2 separate regions of the Homo sapiens genome follow, and region 2 is linked to region 1. A link is an interaction called in ENCODE POLR2A ChIA-PET data of the cell type or tissue named here. Cell type or tissue: PC-9. All regions are shown on one strand. Each heading gives the region's core, and the rest is flanking DNA. Links, peaks and the distances in the headings are about the cores only. Region 1 has its middle 43 kb from the start of FOXL1. Region 2 has its middle 78 kb from the start of C16orf95.

The links. ChIA-PET counts read pairs that join two places held together with the same protein. Peaks named below come from ENCODE experiments on the same cell type or tissue, not always from the same donor. Only the 100,000 strongest peaks of a DNase experiment are listed, where the experiment ranks them.
Region 2: POLR2A ChIA-PET joins it to region 1 with 14 read pairs; 2 of 35 experiments call an interaction of 5 or more read pairs at or near these places.

The regions. Positions count from the first base shown.
Region 1 is chr16:86,614,761-86,627,419 of GRCh38, reverse strand. No RefSeq gene overlaps it. Among named protein-coding and RNA genes, the nearest start is that of FOXL1, 43 kb to the right of the region's middle. RefSeq lists an enhancer at 5,278-5,799. In PC-9, for the core only: no CTCF peak of the experiment used is centred there; no DNase peak of the experiment used is centred there; H3K27me3 peaks cover 7,690 bases.
Region 2 is chr16:87,232,981-87,245,639 of GRCh38, reverse strand. No RefSeq gene overlaps it. Among named protein-coding and RNA genes, the nearest start is that of C16orf95, 78 kb to the left of the region's middle. RefSeq lists enhancers at 2,892-3,393, 8,337-9,036, 9,037-9,737. In PC-9, for the core only: no CTCF peak of the experiment used is centred there; DNase peaks (open chromatin) are centred at 4,669, 5,259 and 7,419; H3K4me3 peaks cover 1,261 bases; H3K27ac peaks cover 4,128 bases.

The sequences.
Region 1 (12,659 bases), core at 2,202-10,201:
GCTACTGCTGTTTTAAGCCAATAAGTTTTGGAGCTGTTTGTTACACAGCAGTGGATAACGAGAAACCCTGCCAGATAACAAGCTGTCCTTGAATCCCGATCTCAGAGTCTGTTTCTAGGTAACCTCACCCAAGCCCTCTGTGAGCATCTAATGAGTCGTGCGTGCAGTAGCTGTCCTGGAACGCATGCTATCGTCGGTGACTATTCATGTCTCAATGCTAACCTACCCCAAGAGCTTTACAGAGATGTCCAACCACACTTTAACAGGAGCACTGCACAGCACCTGGCCAGGGGCCAAAGGGAGTAGGGACTCTGGCAAGCTGGAGGACATGGGGGCAGTGGAGAAAGTGGCTCTCACCAAGCCTTCACAAGATGCTGCATATTTTTCTTGGGCCAGAGTCACTAACCAAAATGTAGCTGGAGGCACATAGAATTCACATGCAATGATGCTTCGCACAAGGCCACAGCAAATTGAAATCACTTGGCAGCTGCACCCTGGGGCTCTGTGATGGTGCCTGTCACCAAGATCGTGGACTGAGGTCCAGCTCAGTCTGTACCCCACAGCAGCACCTCATCTGTGGAAAGGGCTGCAGATGTGGGGAGAAGAGGGCCTACCCTTTTAGAAGAGGCCAAAAAGTCAGAATTTCAAGCTAGAGTGGAAAGACACACTGCAGGGGAGCTGCCAGGAAGAAGAGTGATTTGATTTCTTAACGGGAGACTCCAAAGGAGTCAGCCCGCGGAGACAAAATCAAAAGAGGCCCGGACTTGGGAGCACAGCCTGGGAACGCAGGCGGGGGCCTCTGGGACTCTTCCAGCTCAGACCAGGCCTGTGTCTGGGGCTTCTGGGGGCAGCCTGGGAACTGGAATTTTCTTGTTCCATAATGGACTTCTCGGACCCTGCAGGTGGCCTGCCCGGGATGGCACTCCCTGTGGTATCAGTGGCTCCTGTCACGGAGGGCACATGCTGGCTCCATGCTCAGGCTGTCCTGTAAATCATCTCACCGAATCCCCACTGTGTCCTTACAGAGCAAGCACGCATGCCTGTGTCCTCCAGAGAAGCAAGCCAGGCCCGAGGAATGGGCGGCCGATGGCTCCAGGAAGGTCACTGACTTTGGAGGGAACTTGGGATCTCCTCCCCACTCTCTCTGTCCTCAAGGCCCATCTTTTTAAAATCAACTTTTTGGGATGTAATTGACATATAATAAAACCATCTTAGGTGTACAGCTTGATGAATTTTGTCCCACGTATACAGCTGGGTAACGACAGGAATCTGGACATGAGGTTTGCGTGGGCAGCCAAGCTGGGGCCTCAGGATGCCCTTCGTTCTGAACTTGGCTGCCATGCCAGGGCCTCGGGATGCCCTTCCTTCTGAACTTGGCTGCCTGGCCATCTCACAGTTCCACTTTGTCAACTCTTTGAAGTCTGGGAGAAGTGACTCACCTGAATTTTTTTTCTTTTCTACATTCCCACCATTGTCCCATCTCCTTCCCTGCTTTGGACAAAGATTTCTCTTTTCCACGTGATGGGAGGGGGATTGTAAACATCCCAAGCTTTGGAATCAAAAGACCTAGGCTCACACCGCAGCCCTGCTATGTGACTCCGGGCACGTGACTTAACTTCTCTGGGCTCCTTTCTTCATCTGTGTAAAACAGAGATCATAATGGACCCTCTAAGGTCATTGGGAGACTAAAAGGAGGTATTATATGCAAACAATAAATATTATTATTTTGAATTGCACTGGCTTTAATGACACAAATGTGAAGAAAAGGGTAGGATTGTAGGGGAAGCCTGGGAAAAGGAGAGATTAAAAGACAAAAACAATTTCAACTTTTCTGAAAAACATCCCAATGCTCTAAGTCAAAATCTGTTTTTCAGTTGTCATAGCACTGTGCCCCTGTGCCCCGAGTCTTCTGATCTCAGTTGGAAAAGGGCTGCTTTCTCCAGCAAGAAGCCCTGGAAACAGCACCGAGGTTCAGTGTCAGAATGGGCTCCCGGCCCTCGAGACATCGGGTACAATCTGGTCTGACCAGACCTGGCGTGTTTTCCTGGGTGCTCAGGATTGTCTAGACGTGGCCTGGCCATGTCCGAGCATGTGAAACGTAGTTGTGGGGCCTGATGGCTCCATTTGGCAGCAGCCTGGGCCAAGTGATTGGCGCCGAGACCATGAGGATGACAAAGTGCTGAAACCTCCCTGAGACAGGCGTCATATCAGATTGTGCTGCTGCCAGCGCAGGGCTTCCAGGCACGGCAAGCGCATCCTCAGCACCTGATGGAGAGATAGCGCAGTAGACGTGACAGCAGCCAGCCGAGGAGCTGGCCAGGTGAGTCCGAGGACTCTCTGGGGGCAGTCATCTCTCCCCAGGGAAGTCAGTGTGGGTGGTAGACAGAGCACTGGCCCTGTTCATGCCACAGGCCAGAGACGAGAGACGAAACTGCCAAATAATGAAGAGTGGAGACCCTTATGTCGTATGCAATGTGTGGGTCTCTTTTGCAGCTTGACCTGAATAGATAGGGATAGGTAGTTGGATAGAGAGTTAGACACATGATAGGTGGATGGATAAATGGATGGAAAGACAGATGGATAGATGACAGAGAGATGGAGAGATAGATGGCTAGATGGAGAGAAAAAGAAAGCTAGATAGATGGGAAATAGGTGGATGAATGAATAGATGGAGAAAAAGAGACAGGTAGATGAATGAATGGATAGATAGATAATAGAAAGATAATTGATAGATAAAGAGAGATATGATAAGTAGATGGATAAATAGGTGGAAATACAGATAGAAGATAGATAACAAAAATGGATAGATGGAGAAAGAAAGCTAGATAGCTGGAAGGTAGGTGGATGGATGAAAGATGGAGAGAAAGGGAGAGATAGATGAATGAATGAATGTATGAATGAATGAATGAATCGATAGATGATTGATAGATGGAGAGATAGAGGTAATAGGTGGATGGATAAGTAGATGGCAAGATGATAGACAAATGGAGGATAGATAGAGAATAGATAATATAGATGAATGGATATATATACATAAAGAAAAAGATGCAGCTAGGGATTCGGATATGTATTTTGCTAACTGGGAAAATTTGAGCAATGATTGCGTGTTTGATTATTTGGAAGAATTACTGTCACTGTCAGGTGTGCTGATGTCACTGTACAGAGAGCAGGTGCAAGGCCAGGCCCAGCCCATTGGAACCTTCCATGACCTTCATGTATCCACACTGAGGGGACAGAGGCTTCCATTCACCTGTTCACCTCTCAGACCCAACAAGGTTAGAATAAAAGAGAGGAATAAAATAAAGTCCCAGACACTGTCAGATCCTCCCAGTGGTGTGGAGGAGGCAAAGGTAAACACGGCTGGGCTTATGTTCTCAGGGTACCCTGTTCCATGCTTGGCCCACTAGCCACGTGCAGCTATTTAAATTTAAACCCTTAAATCTAGGTGAAATTTTAAAACCAGTTCCTCAGTGACACCAGCCACAGCTCAAGTGCTCTAAGAGCCGCAAGTGGCCAGCAGCAACTGTATGGGACTCTGCAGTTCTATAACATTCCATCACCCCAGAAAGACATCCCTGCTGGGAGAGTCCAGGTCTGAGAATAGATGCAGCTCCTATTAGGGCAATGAGCAGAGAGGTGCTTCGAGGCACAGGGAGTGCAGATGAAGACCACCACATGTCCCACAGGAGGAGCGAAGGAAATGGCTCAGGTCCACCCAGCAGCCCTTCCTTCCGGGACCCTTCTCTCCATTCCCTCTGTGCTCACAGAACGTGGCGTCAGGTGCAGAGAGTAGGCATTAGTCAGCCTATCCAGTATGTTCATTTATCCATGAAGGCTGCTTGTTAACCAGCCACGGCCTCCCCATTTACTGACTTCCCAAGTGAGGCCTCAGATGTCGCAGGGAGGCCCTGGGTCTGCGTCTGGAGTTTCTTCTGAAATCTGAGTTTAAATGTGAGTCCCACTGTCTCTCCCCAAGTTTCCATTCCCAGATTCGCATTGAGTGGCGCTCCGCACACAAAGCAGGCCAGCGACGCCACCAGCTCCCCTCTGGTGGGCGAGCCCCAGAAATAGCCCTCCCTGGCAGCCCAATCATGGTTCACCACTAACAACTGAGGCCCATCCACCCACCCCGCCTGGACCTGAGCCCCAACACCCCAACCGTCTGTTTTCTGCCGATGTCACCAATTTCTAAATGACCTAGAACTAAACCGTATCATTAGTCCTTTCAGTATCTGTTGGTGACAGAGAAAACCACAAGTGGCCTTTCTGCCCTGAGCCTCTGTGACCCTTGAGCTGAGATGACATGAAGGGCACCAAGGCCAGCTCTCTCCATGAGGAGGGGAGCTCCTCCCTCCACATGTCCTCAGTGCCCACCTCTTGGGCTTCAGATCAACCCCAGACCTTTCCGGATACCACGTAGTTTTCTTTCTTTTTCTTTCTTTCTTTCTTTCTTTCTCTCTTTCTTTCTTTCTCTCTTTCTCTCTTTCTCTCTTTCTCTCTTTCTTCTTTCTTTCTTTCCTTTCTTTCTTTCTCTCTCTTTCCTTCCTTCCTTACTTTCTCTCTTTCTCTCTCTCTCTCTTTCTTTTCTTTTCTTTTTTTGAGACAGCGTCTTGCTCTGTTGCCCAGGCTGGACTACAGTGGCCCAATCATAGCTCACTGCAGCCTTGACCTCCTGGGCTCCAGCAGTCCTCCCACTTCAGCCTCCCAAGTAGCAGGGACTACAGGCACACGCCACCACGTCTAGCTAATTTTGTCTATGTTTTGTAGAGACCAGGTTTCAGTGTGTTGCCCAGGCTGGTCTTGAACTCCTGGCCTCAAGCAATTCTCCCGTGTTGGCTGGCCTCCCAAAGCGCTGGCGTTATAGGCATGAACCACCACGCCCAGCCTAGTTTTCTGTTTTGATCAAACATCTCCTCTGGAGTTGATGGAAGCTGGCTGCCTGAGTGACTTTTAAGGTGCCCAGGCTCCAGGTGGTCATGATGAAAGGATTTACTGGGAAGGGGGATTTGGACAATTTGGATGCTCTGTGACTTGATTTCTTCCTTTGCTTGATTAGCATGGGGGCCTAAAGGAGTAACATACAAATGTCAATCCCAGCACTAGCATGGTTGAAGGAGGAAGAACTGGGCCTGCTGGCACTGGGAGCTGGAGATGAGATGGAGAAAACGGAACCCTGGGATGGGCTGTGGGGCCTGGCGACGGGAGGAGCCTCAAGGCTGGGGGCGTTTGGTGATGTGGTGCTGCTCTGGAGTGCACTGCAGCAGGCAGCAGGTGGCCGTCAGGGGCCGGAGCTCCAGCAGGTGGGCAGGGCCCAGCCCGGCGGCAAGGGAGCAGAAGCCAGAGGTGGCGAGATTTGGACAAAGTTCCTGAGGCCCTTGGTGACAGAGGATTCAGTGACAAGAGAACGGAGCCCAGAAGAAGAGGGGAACATCCCACAGAGACCCCCTCCTGAGTAAATGAGAGAATCAGACCAGAGCACCGGTCCCAGCAGCAAGGCAGGAAGACACACACTCAAGCAGACCGTGCTGGGGTTTGGGTCACAGGGAAAAGGTTAACAGCCCTGTTGCTAGTCCATGCTTGCCGCAGAGAGGCTCTGAGATGATGGTGGACGCCAGCGCCAGTGGCCAGACCCTTTACAAACTCAAGGCCTGGTCTGTTCTGCATCGCGTGGATCCTGTGCCCTCCGTCTACACACCACATAGGGTCACCGTGCTCAGTGACTCCTCCCAGGCTCGGAGCTCCGTGGGGCAGGACCTGGTCTGTGTCCTCCGGCTGCAGATTAAGGGCTTCGCAGCTGGTTCTCAGGAAGGCTGTGAGGGGTGTGGGGCAGGGATGGAAGGAGGAAGAGGAAAAAGCAGAGAGAGATGGAAGAAGAAATAAAGAAGAGATGGAAGGGTAGGAGAAAGGGAAAGAGGAAGGAAGATGTCCAGTCCTTAAGACGGCACCAGCCATTGGTGCCACAATGACCTAGCAGCTCCCATCTGATGGGGGCTCCGAAGGGTGCACAGGCTGGCCCTTTAGGGAGCTGTAGGGGCAGAAGAGTGTGCACAGCATTCTAAGAGAGTAAAGAGAGGAGAAAAATCAATGGCAGGCCGGGTGCAGTGGCTCATGCCTATAATCCCAGCACTTTGGGAGCCTGAGGCAGGTGGATCACTTGAGGTCAGGAGCTCGAAACCAGCCTGCCCAACATGGTGAAACCCCATCTCTACTAAAAATACAAAAAGTAGCCAGGCATGGCTGCAGGCACTTGTAGTCCCAGCTACTCAGGAGGCTGAGGCAGGAGAATCGCTTGAACCCAGGAGGCGAATGTTGCAGTGAGCCAAGATTGCACCGTTGCACTCCAGTCTGGGCGACAAGAGCAAAACTCCGTCCAAAAAAAAAAAAAAAGTCAGCATCAGCTGCCCCATCTTTCAGCCTATCTGGGAGTGAGACCAGCTTGCTCTCGGTGGTTCCTTCACCCTCGAAACACCTCTTCCCCACTGTGTTCCTCACAGCTTTGGTGTTTTCTGATTACAAAAGTAGTACACATGCATTTCAGGGAATTCAGAAAGCCCAGAATACCAGAGAACAAAATAAAAGAGGTCTTTAGATCCCACCACACATAAAATGTTGATGTTTACACTTGCAGATTCTCTTTCTTAACAAATAGAAAATCACAAACATAAGTGTGAGTATGGATGTGTGTGTTCTTATAAGTAGAGAATGGATTTATAGAAATGCTCTTTTGGAACTTGTTTTTTCCCCACTTAACATGTCATCATAACTTTTTCATGGTATTAAAAACATACAGCAATATCACCCTCTTTCATGGCTCTGCTGTATTCCACTGTATGGATAACTCATCACTTATTTAACCAGCTGTATCCATTAGGAGTGTGTTTGGCTGAACATAATAGACAACCCAGCCACAATGGCTTTAAAAATCAGGTTTATCTTCTCACATGTGCCAAAGTCATGGCCAGTGGTTCAGCAGGTTAACAACAGAGTCCACGTCTCTGCTGCTTTCTTGGCCATTCCTCATGGCACAAGGTGACTGCTGCAGCTCCAGACATCACATCCACATCAAGATAAGAAGGATGGGGGTGATGTTTTATAAAGAACACAAAGCTTCCCAGAAGTTCCTCCAGAAGACTTCTGCCTTGTGTTATGAGCCAGCATCAGCTCATGCAGCCACTTGTGACTGCAAGTGGGGCTGGGGAGGCCCTTGTTTGACCTGCAGTCTTTATGGCAGGAAACTGAGAGGATGCAAGGAGCCTGGAGGAAGACGAGGGATGGTGTTGGGTGGCCAGCAAATGGTGTCTGCCACACCTGCCCTCTGTTGAGAGCAAGATTCTCCTTCAGTTAATGCCGCCCCTTTGGGGTGCAGCAGAACCCCAGGTGTCCCTGCTACATGCACCCAGGCTTGAGTCCTCCCCAGTGCTCCAGGGACCCACTGACACAGCTCCAGCTGCCCCTTGGCCAGTAGAACTTCTAGTCCAATGCCTGCTCCCTCGAGCTTCTATGGATTTGATGCAGGGTGGGCGAACCCCAGATTGGGGCTTAACCAGGGCTTTTGCTTCACCCAGGAAAGAATTCAAGGGTGGGCTGGTGGTGGAAGAAAACAGCTTGACTGAAGCGGCACCATTGCAGCTCAGGCAGCGCGACAGCTCCGTGGCTGCTCCCGCAGAGCTGGGCTAACCCTTAGGCAGTGTGCTGAGAGCAGCAGCTCCCGGCAGTCCGGCAGTCATATTGATACCTACTTTTAATTGCATGCAGATGCAGGGGCGGTTTATGCAGAAATTTCTAGGGAAAAGGTAGTAACATCTGGGTCGTCGGAGTCATTTCCGTGGAAAGGAGTGGTAACGCCCACGCCCACTGACTGGGCACACTGATGGGCGTGGCTTATGGAGAGCTGCTTCCACCCCACCCTGTTTTAGCCAGTCCTCAGTCTGGTTCAGTGTCCAAGCCCCGCCTCCACAGTCGAGTCCCACCTCCTACCTCCTACCTCAGATTCATACCTGAGCTTCAATAGGAGCCTCTGGGAGCCAGCGCCCTGCTCCAAGAGAACGGCGGGAATGGCGGGATTCAGGCATGGGGGCAGCTCCGTGAGGGAGGTATTTGGGGACAGGTAGAGTTTTCACATCACCTCACATCATTTAGGGAACCACGCACGCAGTTGCGCACAGAGGGCAAAGCCAAGTCAGAAGGATGTGGTGCTGGCAAGCAGACCACTTTATGTTGCAGACAGCAACCGTGATCGCTGACACTTAGGAAGGCTCCCCATACACCAGCGGCTGTGCTGAGCACTTCACATCTACTTTCACTTTCCTCTTCACATCTGCCAGGGAAGAGATCCCAAATGCTCCACAGCCACTATAGCACAGGCACCAACCAGCAAGGGTGGACCCGCCAGCGCTGTCCTGTCCTGCAGGGCCCCTTGGACACACCCTACTGAACCAAGCATGAACCTTTCATTTTTGAATCATGGGACGAGTCCCCAGCTGGAGCAGAGGCTGCCAAGATGGCAAGGGGAGGCTCTCAGACGGCTGGACAGGGTTTGCTTATCAAGCTTGGCAACGTTTTAAAACTCAGCCCAGTCTGCAACTGTATACAGGCCGAATCTCAGAGAAAGCTTTCAAAGGGGCATAGGCTCCACCTGAAGATGGTGTGTTAGTCTGATTTTTGCGGCAATCACGCCACATACCGTCCCGCCCTCATCACAGTGGCTTAACAAAAGGTATTGTATTTTGTGCTCACAATACACAAAAGGGCGGCTGCGGCCTGGCTGATCTCTACTGGGCTCAGTTGTGCCAGGTTGGATCCTGGGCTGTGGGTCAAAGTCAAGGTCAAGTTTGCTCCCTGAGGTTCAGGATCTCTTTCTGAAACCCAGGCTGAAGGGCAGTGCCACCCAGGGCATGTTGTTCTCGGGGCAGAGGCCAGAAGGACAGGTCCCCTAAAGGCTCAGCTGGGAAACATGTACACCACTTCTGTCCCAGTTCAAGGGATAGAAAGTCACTCCACCTGCAGGCAGTTGGGGTTGGGGCAGGAAGGGAAGACTTGTGGACTTAATCAACCTATAGCGTGCAATAGAATTGAGGTAGACAGACAAGCACAGACATAGCTTGAACAAAGGCATGGAGGGAGGGTTATGGATGGCTTCCTAGAACAACCAAAGCCACAGGAAAAAGAGATGATTCTGTTTCTTTGTGTTTGAAAAAACAATATGGCAACCCCAGACGCATTTTGCAGAGATTTTACAAGAAGAACTTCTCATCATCCAGGAGAAGGCCCTTCTCTAGAGTCTTATCATTCCATTATTTTTAAATGAGAATGTGTTTACCCCAAAAGTTAAACAGGAAAAGGGGCTACCTAGTTCTCAAAGGCCACACACAGGCCATATGACAGAGCCCTCCGGTCATAACACCAGCATGTGAAAGGCACTGCAAAGCGAGGCTGAGTTGTCAGCATTGTACGTTCTGCTTATAAGATTAATCGTGATGGCCAGGCTGTGTGGCTCACGCCTGTAATCCCAGCACTTTGAGAGGCTGAGGCGGGCGGATCACCGAAGGTTGGGAGTTCGAGACCAGCCTGACCAACACAGAGAAACCCCATCTCTACTAAAAATACAAAAATTACCTGGGCATGGTGGCGGGCGCCTGTAATCCCAGCTACTCGGGAGGCTGAGGCAGGAGAATCACTTGAACCTGGGGGGTGGAGGTTGCAGTGAGCCGAGACCAAGCCATTGTACTCCAGCCTGGGCAACAAGAGTGAACCTCCATCTCAAAAATAAATAAATAAATAAATGAATAAATAAATAAATAAAAATTAATCCTGATGAATGAAGCGCTCAAGAGCCCCTGAAGGAGGCGTCTGACGCAGTAAGGTATGGCAAGCACTGAAGCAGTGGTGCTCATTACAGAGTGTGGCTGTTATCTCTTTAATAGTGACAATAGCAGGTAATGTTAACGGCACAGTCAAGATTCTCTTGGAAAAAAAATTTTTTGTTGTAGCAATGGCTGTAGGTACTTCTGAAAAAGCAAGCTGTCATTCAAGGCACCCTTCATTGGTACAGGATGTTAAACAGGTTATGGAATAAGAAAATCCATGTGGGAGCACCTACTGGTTCAAACAACCTGTGTGAAGGACAAGATGCTTGTATGTAGTAAGTTTTCTTTAAAGAATTACCTCTCCTTTGACTTAGAGTTCTTCTGCGAGAAATGTATCTGGAAAGGCACTCTCATAAATGTGCCCAATAGCCATACGAGGGTTTTCACTGTAGCACCATTTGTCGTAGCAAATAACTGGAAGCAACCCAAGTATTCACTAAAAAGGGATTGGTTAAATGAACTACAATCCAGGGAAAACCACCCAGCCACGAAAGAGCAAAAGATCCGTGTGTGTAATCATGGAAAATGCCCAAAGTCTATCATTAAGTGAAAAAGAAGCAATAAAGCAGGAAGTAAGGTCATTTCCTATTTTTTATTAAAAAGAAATAAAAATAATAGCTGCTGGATTTTTCATGCAAATATGTTCCAAATGTCTGTAACTGTGGTTATCCCGAGAGCGAGGACTGATACCCACTACATTATAGATTTATTTCATTGTTATTTGAATTTTTAAAAATAACTGTATGTAGCTAGGCACCATGGCTCAGGCCTGTAATCCCAGCACACTGGGAAGCCGAGGAGGGCAAACTGCTTGAGCCTAGGAGTTCAAGATCAGCCTGGGCAACATAGCAAAGTCCCATCTCTACAAAAAAAAAATACAAAAAATTGGCCAGGTGTGGTGGTGCGTGCCTGTAGTCCCAGCTACTTGGGAGGCTGAGGCAGGAGAATCGCTTGAGCTCAGGAGGTCGAGGCTGCAGTGAGCTGAGGTGGTACCACCGCACTCCAGCCTCAGCGACAGAGTGAGACCCTGTCTCAAAAATAACATAAAATTAAATTAACTGTGTGTCACTTATTTATAAACATGTTTAAATACAATATAACTGAACAAAAATAATTAGTATAAAATCACCGATTAAAATCCCAGAAAGTGAGATGAATAAAATGTTTTAAAAATAAAATCTTTTCTACATCTGTAATGTTTGGATTTTTTACAAACACTTACTAATTTTACTGTCAGTAAATGACCAAAAAAGTCTTTGAAACTCATCTGCTGGGACTTTGTAAACCTTTGGAGAAGTTGTTTATTATTATTATTATTAATTCTCCTGGATACTGTTTCTTTCTCTACTAAGGCATAGTAAATATTTACATTTACTTCACTTTGAAGGAACCAAGAAGAATCTTCCAGGCCTTCACTGAGTGCTTTGAATCCAATTTAAGTAAAGAAGTGCGCCAAATATTACCAGAGTTGATCACTTGTGTGCTAGTTTGCTTTCTAATAATTTCACGAATAAAAAAAAAATTAGGTCCCTCAATATAAGCAAAACCTGGGGTGATGGTGAGGCATATATAGTAGACAACAAACAACCAAAAAATCATCCTTTGGATTTTTGTTGATCAGATACTCAGGTGCCTTCACACACCCTCCCATCCCATTTGCACTTTTGAAGATCCCCGGGTCTTATTTTCTGAATGAGTGGATTCCTTCTGAAACCAGCATGCCTCAACTATTACTGTCATTCAGAAGCATGCAAAATAAATGATTCTGAATAATAATAACTTATCATGTACGTCCACACCCCAGTCCAACAAAGACCTCACACCAACGTGTCTGACAACATCAAATACACAAAAAAACCAAACTGAAAACTCCACTAGACATAAATACGTAGGTGCACACATACATAAACATAAAAGCCCGCAGTAGCCAGCATTCATCAGATTCAGCATGTCGTGGTCGCTGTAGGGAGCGGGAGGCCAAGGGGAGGCTGATCCACACATCTACGTGGCCTTAGAGTGCTCCCCAAATAAAATAAGTGTCTCTGCAGACATGCCTGGGAAGCCGCTCCAAGTAGCAGAAAAAAAAAAAATCTAAATCAACCTTTCTGTGTCGCCTGTGTTATCTTTGAGCTTCTCTGGGTCTTAATTTTTATCTGGAAAGTGGGGCCAGCTATACCTGCCTAGCAAGGAACACAGGCTGAGCCCCTGCCATGTGTCTGCTGGCATGCCGAGCCCTGGGGGTACAGAACAAAAGCCATATAGAACATGCTTCAGGGAACATGTGGAAAAGACGTGAGACCTTGTAAACTATGTGAATGTTGTCTATTTGCTATCAGAGCCCACGTCTCAATTTCACAAACAATTTGAAATGCAAAGTAGAGTTTAGCACTGTGCACCAAAAATTCTGGTTTCCCTCCTACAGAATTACACACCTCTGCCCCATTTAAGTCCAGCTTGGCCACATGACTTGCTTGGCCTAATGAAATATGAGTGGAAATGCCTGTCACTTTAAGAACCAGACCGTAGTTCGCCAAGCCCTTTTCCCTCAGCTCCAGGTAACAATGTTGCAAATGAAAGCGGCTTCCTCCTCCTGGGTTCTGGGTTGAACACCTGAAGAAAACATGGAACACAGCCATGCTGACCTGCAAGGGACACTCAGTACTAGCTAGAAATAGAAAGCCACTGACATCCAAAGGGGATTTGCTACTGCCACATAACCTAGGCCGCCCTGGCAGCTACTAAAATGGAAATGCTTGTTTGAGTGACTGGAGCAAGCATACAGATCTCAGAGGG
Region 2 (12,659 bases), core at 1,910-9,909, 620 kb before region 1:
TTGTTTTAATTCACCTTACAGAAACAACCGCTAATGGAAAGCCAAGCTTTCCTTTCTCTGTGTTAAAAAAGAAATTGGTTTCATTGAGGGGCTGGGGGTTTCTCTCTCCAGTCCACATCAAGCAGAGTTTAGAGTTTATGTGGAGACATTCGGTTGGGCACGGTGTTTTTTTTTCCTCAGACGTAAGCTTCCTGGGGTTGACCTGTGAGCTCCCTGGGGGTCCCACAATTCTCTGTTTTGTTTACTGCTCTCCACCTCCGTGGTGCTGGGTAGACTCTTGTTGAGCATTTATCCAATAAAAAATGTTAACTGAAGGTGTCACAGCTTGTTTTAGCAACAATTTCCTATAGTTTAGTTATAAAGATTTTACACACACACACACACACACACACGCACATACGGAGAGAGAGAGAGAGAGAAAGCACAAGTTTGGGTATTGTCATGGACCAGCCAGTAGAAGCAGTCTTTTTCCTTTTACCTTTTAGGTTGGCCTGAAAAAACAAAAACAAAACTACTCATGTCAGTGATTTAAATTCCTGAGTCTCTCACATGGTTTGGTGGAATCAGGCACGTTGAAGAAGGAGGGCATGATACTCGAGAAAGAACCCTCAGCTTCGCAGCTTCCAAGCTGTGTGGCCGTTGAGAAGTTGCTTGCCCTCTCTGGGGCTTAGGCTCCTCATCTGAGAAATGGTGGAGCTGGAGTTGGTGCTCAGGGGTTTTCCAGTGCTGACATCCTGAGCGCAGAGGGATAAAGTGTACACAGGCTCAAGGTTAAGAATTAGAGATGTGCTTTGCTGCCTTTGTGTGGTGGTTAACCACCAGAGTAAGACAGGAGGTTTACGATGACAACTTTGTGATTTTCTAAAGGACTGGCCATTAACGAACATATTGGATTTCTTTTGCCAGCTTTTTTATGTGTGTGTGCATGGGGGAGTTCTTTTTGTAATTACTTTTGAGTTTTCCTTGCATTTGGCTATCTAGAATTGAGGGATTTTGTCACTTATTTTGGTTTGAGATCTGAGATAACAAGTATTTATTTTTCATATTTATTCTTTATCCATTTTCAGAAAAAAATGAAAATGTTTTACTTAAAAATACAAGGCATAAAAAGCATTAACCCAGAATAAAAGGCAAGTGAGAAGAGAGTAAAGTGGCAAAGACAGAAACTACATTAAAACATCTAGACTGAGGAGGCTGGGTGCGGTGGCTCATGCCTGTAATCCCAGCACTTTGGGAGGCTGAGGCGGGTGGATCATGAGGTCAGGAGTTTGAGACCAGCCTGGCTAACATGGTGAAACCCTGTCTCTACTAAAAATACAAAAATTAGCCCAGCGTGGTGGCGTGCATCTGTAATCCCAGCTACTTCGGAGGCTGAGGCAGGAGAATTGCTTGAACCTGGGAGGTGGAGGTTGCAGTGAGCTGAGATCGCGCCATTGCACTCCAGCCTGGGTGACAAGAGCAAGACTCTGTCACAAAAACAAAAAAAAAAACAACAACAAAACAAAACAAAACAAAACAAACTGAGGAAAGCTATAGCAATTAAAGACAAAATTTAGCTTTGCGCTTCCTAGCAGCCAAAGCAAAGAGTAAAAGTAGGAAAATGTTGCTCTTGACATTAAATGCAGGGAAGCAAAAATCCAGAAGAGGGTGATAGTCTTGGGTTGCTTCACCAATTGAGAGCCCTCAATAGTTCCTGGAACCTTCTCGCTCCCAGTGTGAAAGGAATATTTTTGTGGCAGTTCAGAATCTTTTGCTAAAGTTCAAATGCAAGAGGCTGAAAGTTGTTGACCTAGGTAGTCATTTCTTGACCTAGGTAGTCATTTCTTGACCTAGGTAGTCAAGAAACGTTAAAATTTGCTGCCAAAAGTGTAGATGATGTTTGTTCCAGGAATTAAGAGTTGATAAAAACAAGCTTTACTAAGAGAGGGCTCAGGAGACGGGGAAGCAAAAAAACTCTGTGGGCAAAGAGGCCTTGATTTGAGTGGCAGCTCTGCGGATCATCTTTGTGTCGTAGGGTCAGCCCTGCAGCCGCTGTGAGCCTCAGCTTCTTCATATGCAAAATAAGAAAGTTCAACCACGCTCCTTTGAGATCTCAAATAGGACGATTCTATGCATGGGTCTATAATGAGCATCAGAAGGGAGCTTTTTGTTGTTGTTGTTCTCTGCAAACAGACTTGCTGAGGACACAACCCCCATATAGCAGCGACCGCCTTCAGACCTTTGTGTCCTGCTCCCTAGAAAGTAAAATGGCCTACTTTTTATACCTCTTGAAAGAAAAGTGATCTTTTCTCATCATGTGGAATTTCCCAACTGAATCACATTTCTGTGATCCGAGGTGCACACACTTGGCTGCAGGTGAAATAACCCCATGTATTCTCAGGCCCCAACACAGCGATCCCAAGCCTGGAAGCTTGCAAAGATACTTCTCCAAGAAACTGTCCCTGGGCAGAAACGTTGCCACTTTCATTGGGGGAAAAATGGTTTCAAATATTGGCTTTTGTTTTTATGGAAAATGGTGAAAAATTTGAGGGAAAACCACAAAATCCTTTGCTTTTATTGAAACCACAAAAATTGATTAAATTTTTATTCTAAAAAAACTGTTTTTTTGCTGAGCACTGAACTTTCTTCTTTGAAAGGCTCTACTTTCCTTTCCTTTTTTTTTTTTTTTTTTTTTTGGAAATATCTCCTGAGAGCCTAATGAAAGGTCTTTCTGTTAGCTTGGCTGAGCCGAGCCCAGGCGTTCCGAAGCTCAAAACAGAAGTGTAGTTTTTGTGCCCAAACACAGCCTTGTGGGGATGTCTTCATGCACAGACCTCCAGACGCTGCTGAACTCTTCCCAAGCCCCCAGTGGGGCAGGAGCCTGTGAGGCTGTGAGCATTGCCTGGACAGCACCTGGGGCACTCACTATTGATGGCAACCTCAACCAAATCGGCTGGTTTGTCTTGTTGGGCATTGCCGCTGCCTCCTGAATAAATGGAAAACCATGTGCACAGTTTCTGCCTTCGCTAGCGAGGGCCTCGCAAGCTGACTTCATGAATTAATTGGTCCCCTGCCTGGTGGCTGGCTCGGACTGTCCCTGGGCAGGAGACAAGCTGTCTGTCCAGGGTGAAATCTGTCTTTCACTGCGTCCACAGTGGACACATCGCTAGCTCAGCCAGGGCACTGCTATATTCACAAGACATTTAATCTTTCTTAATAAAGGAAGCTGGAAGTTCTTCTGTGCCACGGGAGAGGGAGTTGGTTTCTGGCCACCAGAACAGATTTGGTCTTAAGGCAAGTTGGGAGGTGCAGGAACCAGAGGCCTCTTGGGTATCTTTGTGGAGTGTGGGGGGTCTAAATCAGCTCAGAGGCAGTCATTCAGACCTGGTGTGCAGAAGGGCCTGTTCGTGACCCAGAGGTCTCCATCTGTGTAGTGTTCCATCTACCCTGTCTCTATTTACTGATGTGTACTTTACCAAAGGGACCTTCCATTCCCGGCGCCAGACCCTTGGGCATTTGTTCCAATTGCTCACCGTCTCCTCCTGGCAGGTTCATTTGTCCTTCTGGGTTGTGGCTTCCCCTTCTGTGAAATGGGGATCATGAGAGCCCCTGCCACGTAGATTTATTGTGAGAGGTGAATGGAGCCATGGCCGGCATGTAGTAAGTATTATGTGCTATTATTTTAATGTTCTAGAAATCATTATTCCTACCCTTCCTGTTGAATCCAAGTTTTATTTTATTTTACAACTGAAAAGACAGCAAAGCAATAAAATTCAAGACAGATTTGAAGAAATAATTATCAATAATCTCCTACTATCCTGGTGCAACAATCAGATTGAACTTTTGCATTTTGCCTTAATACCGTTACTACCAATCAAGATCACCATAGTGTTGGAGTAAGTGCCATCGAGTGAGAGCTCCAGGTAAGCCTGGTAGCACGCAGCCCACTCACTGGCCCCGATGCTGGGAGATGTTCACTCCCTTTCCAGATGAGAGACCAAAGGTTTGGAAAGTTGAGCCAACCCAATGTCAACAGGCAGAGGTTGCAAGAATGTGATCCCTGATTTCAAGCTCTCCTTGTTTAACCACAATGCTACACAACTTCTGTTCCTCGTATAAGAGTTTTAAACGAATTGGGTTGCATTGTTTACAAGAAAAATCAGGGAGTTTGAGTCTGAAGCATTATTCTGATGTCTTCAAAGGAGGTGCAGAGCTGGAGAAGATTCAGTCCCTTGTCCCTCTAGGAAAATCTTTCAATCTCACGGAGGTCCAGCGGGAACAGAGCCAAGAGCACACCAGCTCTGGTGGATGTCTGTCCCCCGGCCAGCCCTGCGCGCACTGGCCCCCGACGCCATATCCAGAGCCCATGTCCAAAGTCCAGGAAAACGCCCCAGACTGCTTCCCTCCTTTTCCTTCTCGAGGTCACAAACACTGAAATGATCCACGGATACTGGATCTTTCCACAAAAGCTCACCCCTTCCCCATTCTGTCCTGGATTATTATTTTTCAAAACACAGCCTGCCCATTTGTCCGGGTAAGAAGAGTGCCTTTACAGGCAAAAACTACTCTCCTGTTGGCTGACCTGTCATTTCATTCACTTTTGAATTTAATGTAAATATTGCACGATCACGGGCTTGGGCGCAGTTCAGAGCAAATCTCTCTTTTGCTTCCTTATCTGATTATCTTTCAAGAAAACACGTCATTGTTCAGATTCAAGAATAACAAGTTTCCCCACAGCCAGCTCCTCACCTCTTCATTTTTGTCTGTCCTGCTTAGAATCCTATAATTACAGAAACATGTCTGTCAGCGATTTGTGCATCTGATAATCAGATTTTCTCTCGTTCCCAGCTCTTCCTCCATCCTCACCCCACCCCAGCCCATTCTGCCACATCTGGAGCAGTCCCCTGCCACTCCATGCCCAACTGACTCCTCAACTGTTTCCAGATCACATCTGTCTTTCCCGGTACCGGCTTCCTGACACGCTGGATCATAAATGAGTCAGACCCTAAATTCTGGTCATCTTGAATTCCTCTCTCGATAGACGATAACTGTGGAACAGAGCTATTGCCTCATTTCTTCTGGTCTGGTTTGGCCATGCTAAACTATACAGCTTTCAAAAGGTAAAATCAAGGCTCTTATGCAAGTATCAAATGGACACATTTAAGAGATTTTACATACATCATTTATAAGTGATTGACACATGAAAGCTGACTCAAAGGATGTGAAGCACAGGCATGAGGAAATCAGGAAGAACCAAAATGAATTCCTGAATAGGCACACACCTAGTTTATGCCTCTAGGGCTGAAGATGTAATGCTTGGAACCAAGTTTTCTACAGGGTGAATTAATTGTATCTCCATAGGGCAGACGTAATTTGGATTCCTAGGGGTGAGACTCATGCGTGTTACTCTCTGTGTTCTATAATGTCCAGAGTGGCTGACCAGCCTGCTCCAGCAGCGCACAGCTCTGCAGAACCAGATGACCCCGCAGGGCTTGCTAGACAATTCTCAGCATTCCAATTCATATCACTGGAATCAATAAAATTAACTGATTGAAATATCCACCGATACTTGATTCGATATCATTGGAATAAATAAAATTAATTGATTGAAGAATCCTTTGATACTTGATCGAATATTATCCGAATCAACAAAATTAATAAAATTAATTGATATTAATTGAGAAATCATTCCAATTGATATCCAATAACCTTTTTTTTGCCCACTTCAAACTGTTTTATAATTTTTCTTCACAGTCATTTTCTGTTTAAATCTATTCTGAGTATTCAGTTGAAAGAACCGCAGTTTCCAAACCTCATTTTAGGAGAAGCTTAGGAGAACACAGGCAGGCAAGGGGGGTGGGAGGGAAGTCACTCGTTCCAGGTAAAAAATGACACTTTTGCTCAGGAATTTGCTGGCTCAAAACCTTCCATTGTCCCCTCCTCCTTGCATGATAATTTCAGATTCTTCGCATGGCATTTAAGCTTCTCCACAACCTGGACGTGATATGTGTTTGATCCTCAAATACATTTGTTAAAATAATACTGGCAATGGCAAAACTTAAAGATTATGAAACCACATGAAATGAAGAGTAAAAGGCTCCCTCACTTCTGAAATCTCAGCCTGGACACAAGAAAAAAGAATAACTGGTTAATAATCATTTATTCTTGACTGAGGGTTGACTTGAAGTTTATCTGAAAATCAACTTAATGCATTTCATACAAACACCCATTTCTTCCCAGAAGGAAGTTGTGAATGACATCAGTTCTTTCCCAGGCCAGGTTTGGGGCAATTTTCCATTGTTCTCTCTAGAAAATTTCTGATGTATAAAATCATATTTATGTTTACATCTGTACTTACATAGTTTAATACATAAATAATATCATTCTACTTGTACCATTTTTTTCAATACTTTTAAAAAATGTTAACAACGGATCCTGAGTATTGTTAGTTATAAAATATATTTAATATATCTTAGAGCTTTCTCTGTATCAGCACAGACAAAGCTACTCATTCTGGAATACAGAATATTCCACTGTTTAGAGGTTCTTTAATTTATTTATTCCTCACAAATTCTTCCAGCCTAATCTCCAACTATACGGTTTCTCCCATTGAAGCCAGATAAATTCATCGGCTTTCCTTAAAAACACCTCATCCAGGCCCGGCACTGTGCTCTTGCCTGCAATCCCAGCACTTTGGGAAGCCAAGGCAGGCGGATCACTTGAGGTCAGTAGTTTGAGACCAGGCTGGCCAACATGGTGAAACTTCATCTCTACTAAAAACACAAAATAATTAGCCAGGCATGGTGGTGTGTGCCTGTAATCCCAGGTACTTGGGAGGCTGAGGCAGGAGAATTGCTTGAACCTGGGAGGTGGAGGTTGCAGTTAGCAGAGATCACACCACTGCACTCTAGCCTGGGTGACAGAGCGAGACTTTGTCTCACAAAAACCAAAACCAAAACCAAAAAAAAAAAAACCCACCTTATCCATTCCTGTGAATCTATCTTTCCATCCAATATTATTCTGCCTAATAGTAACATTCAAGATGCAGGCTCTGTTACGAGCCCCAAGTTCCTGCGTTGAAGCCCTGACCCCAGTGCGATGGTATTAGGAGCTGGGGCCTTTGGGAGGCGATTAGGCTTAGATGAGATTATGAGGGCGGGGCCTTATAAGATACGCTAATCATGGGATTAGTTTCCTTATATCACAAGGACAAGACCAACACTTAATCTTTGTCTGTCTGGGGAGGTCACAGGGAGAAGGTAGCTTTCTGCAGGTCAGGCAGAAAGCCCTCATCAGGAGCCAAATCTGCTGGCACCTTGATCTTGGACTCTACAGTCTCCAGAACTATGAGAAATAATTCCTGTTGAAGTCACCCAAGCCATGGTATTTTGTTGTGGCAATTCAAGCTGACTACGACCAGCACCAGCCAAGTGGAACGGAATGACTGGCATGGGTGTGGCTCTGCTGGTGGAGACTGGAGTCCTGCCTCTGCCTGGCATACCCGCCCTACTCAGGTGTCTAAGTCGTCTGTCCCAGCCCAGCTGAATGTAGATTTTCCTTAGGAAGCCATCCGTGATGATATTTGTTAAAGTATAGTGTTACAATTAAAACCATGACTCCACACAATTAGAAAATAAAAACATGCCAGAGACTGATGGACTAACTCATTGGTCAGGGAGATGATGTGATGGCAGGACTGGAAACAGTAAGATGGCAAGGTGCATTCAGGAACAGGGGTTTATAGATTCCATCGGGAAAGGCTTTTGGATTACTGTGTGATAAGATTAGCTACAAAGCTAGTTAATGTTATATGGGGCAATAAACAATAACCTCTGGCCGGGCACGGTGGCTCACGCTTGTAATCCCAGCACTTTGGGAGGCTGAGGCAGGCAGATCACCTGAGGTCAGGAGTTCAAGACCAGCCTGGCCAACATGGTGAAACCCTGTCTCTACTAAAAATACAAAAATTAGCCGGGCGTGGTGGCGGGTGCCTGTAATCCCAGCTACACAGGAGGCCGAGGCAGGAGAATCACTTGAACCAGGGAGGCGGAGGTTGCAATGAGCAGAGATCGCACCACTGCATTCCAGCCTGGGTAACAAGAACAAGACTCCATCTCAAAACAAAAACAAAAACAAAAACAAAAAACAATAACCTCTGGGGTTGTTTTTTCTCCCAACCAGGTTCGTTTGCATCGCTACCCACACAAAACTCATGCTCATTTCTGTCAGTGTCTTTCAAGTTAGGTGCCTCCCTTCCAAGAAGAGGGGCTTCCCTCAAGGGAGGAATAACTGGACACCAGTGCCTCCACCTCTCCTGCCAAGAGACAGGCTTCTCAAACAGCCTTTGGAAGCCCCCCCACCCGCCCACTTCCTTCAGAGTGCTAGATCCAGAGTCCCAGCACCTGCCTGGCCAGCCCCTGGGGGTCCCTCCCCTGCCCGGGTGCAGCTGGAGGTGTGGGAGGGGCTGAGGCTCAGGTCTGTGGCTGCCCGGCTCTGAGGTTGGGGTCCTTCCCTGAGCAGAGGCAGAGTGAGCTCCATTGTGCCACCTGGGGAATTAGGGTTCCCCCAATACTTGTAGAAAATGTGAGTGTTCTGTAAGTGTTAAGCGGGAGGGTGGCAGGGGTACAGGGTGCCCCCAGGGGACCTGGGGGAGAGGCCCCATGGCCAGGGCAGGGTGAGCACAGCTGGGTCATTCAGGCTCCTCTGGAGCACAGCCACAAGTTTGGACTTGACTGGATGTTGAGCCAGAGCACCATGCACAGACCCACAGCCTGACCTAACTGGGCTGTGTTTTCGGGATGTGTGTGGGGGGGTCATAGGCTGATGTGGTTAAAATGGGGGCTCAGGAGGCTGGTTGTGAGTTCAGAACTAGCTGCACTGCCCCTGGCCACGTGGCTGTGCTGAGGCTCCTCCCCTCTGTACCTTTGCTTCTTTGTCACTGAGATGGGTAAAATGACAGCTCTGATGCCCGGGGTGAGGCCGGGCCAGTCCTTGCCAATGCGCAGTGTGGCAGTACCCGCCAAGTGTACCGTCATTGCCATTGTCTTCACGTGGTCTTCCTCTGAAGACTTAAGGATGCAGATCTCTCCCCAGGCAGAGGGAGGGGCGGCACAGGTTTACCTGGAGCTCGCCGGCCTCTGCGTATGGTCCCTGTGCCAAGTCAGGCCCCGTGTTTCCCTGTAGAGTGCAGGGGATGTTAGCATCCAGTAGGGGAGGTGGCTAAGCATGAGACATTTCTCTATGGCGCCAGCTGCCCAGACCAAAAATGGGAGAGCCAGAGGCAGGACCACAGGGCAAGGCAGGTCTCAGATCCTCTGGAATGGAGTTCCTGGGTGGAGAGCACTGAGCGTGGAGGCATGGGGAGTGAAGCTGAACTCGATGGACCCAGTTGGGCTCGCCTTCCAGGGGACCTGAAAACCGGCAGCTCCTGGAGGCCCCTGCATGCCTGAGTTGCTTCTCTTTTGCAGCCTCCCAGTGGCTGCCTGTGGTCGCTGCGGTAAGGGCTAACTTCCTTCCCGTGGTCTTCACAGCACTGCCAGCCCTCCGCCCCAACCCAGTCTCCCCGGCTGCCCCCATACCTGCCTTGCCCATCCAGGGGCTGCTGCCCACCGGCCTTCCCCACCCTGTATACTGCATGCTGTTGGCCAAGCAGGCCCAGCCTAGGGTCAAGGGCAGGGCCTTGGTCTGTGCTCTGTCCTCTGCCTGGAGGCTCTTTCTCCTTCACCTGCCTGGTTAATGTCTATGCAGTGTTTTGATTTTAACTCCCGGGTCATCCCACCCCCATCTGCACCACAAGTTCTTGGCGTCGGGCACCTTTCTCTCATGGGGCTTCCAGAGGCTGGGATTTCATCTGTGACTACTGCCTCTGTATCTGCCCCTCTCACTGGGATAGCAACATCCCAAGGGCAAAGGCCAGGCCTCCTTCCTTCCTCCTTCCAGGCCTCAGGTCCCCCTCTAGCACCCTGCCTGGCATGTTGTAGGTGCTCAGTGTATTCGTCGACTGACAGGATGAGCAGTGGCTCTAGGAGGAGAAAAGGAGCAGACAGTGACATTTTGTGTGACCCCCTTGGCCATTATTAGTCAGGCTGGGGATAGACATTTGACTCCAGGTTGGCCAACAAATTCTCTCACTTAGAAATTTGGGATTCAGAGACGCTGCTCTCTGGGGGTGACCTGAATGGTGGCACATCATTTGGGGGCCATGCAGCGTTCATATTCCACTATGTGTACTCACGACCCCAGAAAGAGGGTCTGGAGTGGGAGAGAGGCAGGAGATACACACCCAAGAACACGGGACACAGAGGTGAGTGGTCAAGCAGAGGGTGGCAGACAGACAGACAGACAGACCGTGCCTGCCTCACTTCCTGAAGGCCTCTGTCTGCCTGAGGGTCTCGTGAGCTTTCTGGGTCCCCTTACAGCAAAGCCTTCTCCTTGGCCCAAGCCAATTCAAGTCCAAATCTGTCCTCTACAAGTCCGCATCTGTCCCCTGCAACCCTAGGGTACTTTTCCAAGACCCCTGTGCTCCCTCAAGCCAGCTGCTCAGGGAGCAGGCCAGAAGGAGGCCAGAAACCCAGACAGCCTCACGTGTAGCACGAGCTGTCTTCAGCCCCGGTGTGAAACCCTCCCCGCTCCCATGCTCCTAGGCAGCTGGGAGCGAAAGGGGCTCCATTCACCCTGAGCTCCAGAAAAGGATTTGCAGAACTTCATAAAGGGACACAGCAGCCCAAATGGGCAGGGTCTTGACAGGCATTCCACCCAGGGACTTGTGGGCACTCATGGAGCTGTGCAGACCTCCTTCAGTGTCCTGCCAGGGCCAGGACGCCAGGCCGGCCCCAGGAGCTTTTACTGGCACTAACTTTCCATTTAGATCCACGTGACTGCTCCAAGCTTCCCCCCAGGATGGCGCTGGCCCCCCCTCCACATTCACACCTTATAAACGACCATGGTGACCCAGCTGGCGTGCTTTTGGGAGGCAATGCACAGTCCCTGGTAACAGAGTAAATAACTCAGCGACATGTCCTTGCACTTTTTCAGCCTTCCTTCGGTCTCAGAAGAAATAAAACAACTTACTTAATGGCATTCTTTAATCTTCTGCACCAGTGGCTTTCTTTACAAGGTGTTATACAGAGTCCGTGTAAATCCAAACTGTGCAATGGGGTCAGTGTTTCTCAACAGGTGTTGGGTGGGTTTGGGGTAGGAGGTGCTCCCTCCATGGCCTGAACAAATACAGAAGCAGGAGCTTGCTTTCCAGCACCGCTCTCATTTACAAGTGAGAGAGCGGCTTGCAGCCAGCTGCTAGGACCTTTTCTTCCCTCACACCCTATTTCCACTCCAGCTTGATAGAACTCCAGACCGCGGAGAGGGCAGGAGTGGACCTGGGTCTCTGTGACAGTTCAACTAGAGAGCATGAAAAACCTCTGTCTCTCTCACACCCATTTCTCTCTGCTCGCCAACTCAGTTCTGTCTCCAAAACAGCTTCTTCCACATGGGGGCAGAAGTGACTGCACCGGAACCACGCATCTGCCGGCTTCTGCTGGCCTTGCATGGGAGGGACGGCTCCTGCTCCCAACCCTGTGAAAAATCTCAGAGGAAGACTCTGAGTGGATCATGTGGGTCATGTGTCCACTGGACCAATCAACTGTGATCCATGGAGGCAGAGTCACAGGCGAATATGGCGGCCCCTACAAGAAAACGGACTTGGAGAAGGGAGAGAGAAGTGGTTTATATCAAGAGGTGGGGTCATGCCTAGATGCTGGGTGACAAGACAGGAGAGGCCACTGCATGTCCCTAACATAGTCTTGCTCCTCCCTGGACCCCAGGGAGCTTCAGGGTTCCTGGAGCCCACAGCACCTCCAGCTGACAATGAGGGCATGGATGAAGGGGCCAAGGGTGGTAAACGTGTCCCCATCCTTGCCTCAGCCTTCCTGAACTCCATTACTGCCCAGCCGTGCCCACAGTCCAAAGGATTATCCCAGCCTGGGGTCCCAGGATTCTCATTTGTGAGAAAGCCCAGATGTCAACAGGTCCTGATGGGGTGAGTCACCCTGTTGCCCCCTGCACCCCATGTGTGGTCTCTCTGATGCTTACACTGCTGGTCCACATGCTTTCATCTGCAGGGCCCAAATCTCAAAAGATCAGTACAGGAAAACAGTTGTTGTAGGTTTGTCTCAAACTAATTCGGTGGCAAAACTTGACCTGAGCTGATATGAATCTATTTAGATCTTTGTTTATCCCAATTAGTGAGGGATGTTCATATGTCTTCCTGAAGAACTATTAATGCGCTTGATTACAGGTGCTTCTCCAGGCTCTGGTGAGGTGTTAAGGTGTACCTTATTGACTTCTAAAGTCCCCACACTCTAAACTCTGAAACACGTCTGGCCCCAGAGTTTGCAGATAAAGGTTTGTGGAGTGGGTAGAGTCCTGCCTCCTTGGCATAGTGCTGGCAACCTTAGGTGGGGTAACAGAGGAAGCACAGAACAGAGTGGAGCAAAGTGCTCCTCCTCCCGTAAATGTTAGCTGTTAGCATAACATACTTTAGGTTGTTCAGTTTTTGCAGTATCTCCCTGAGGCTTAGTCACTTTACCCATGCAAAAGCTGAGGCTGGGAGAGGTGAAGTAACTTGTCTAAGGCAGCAAAGCTAGGAAGCAGGACCACCATGATGGCTGATTCCAGAACAAAGC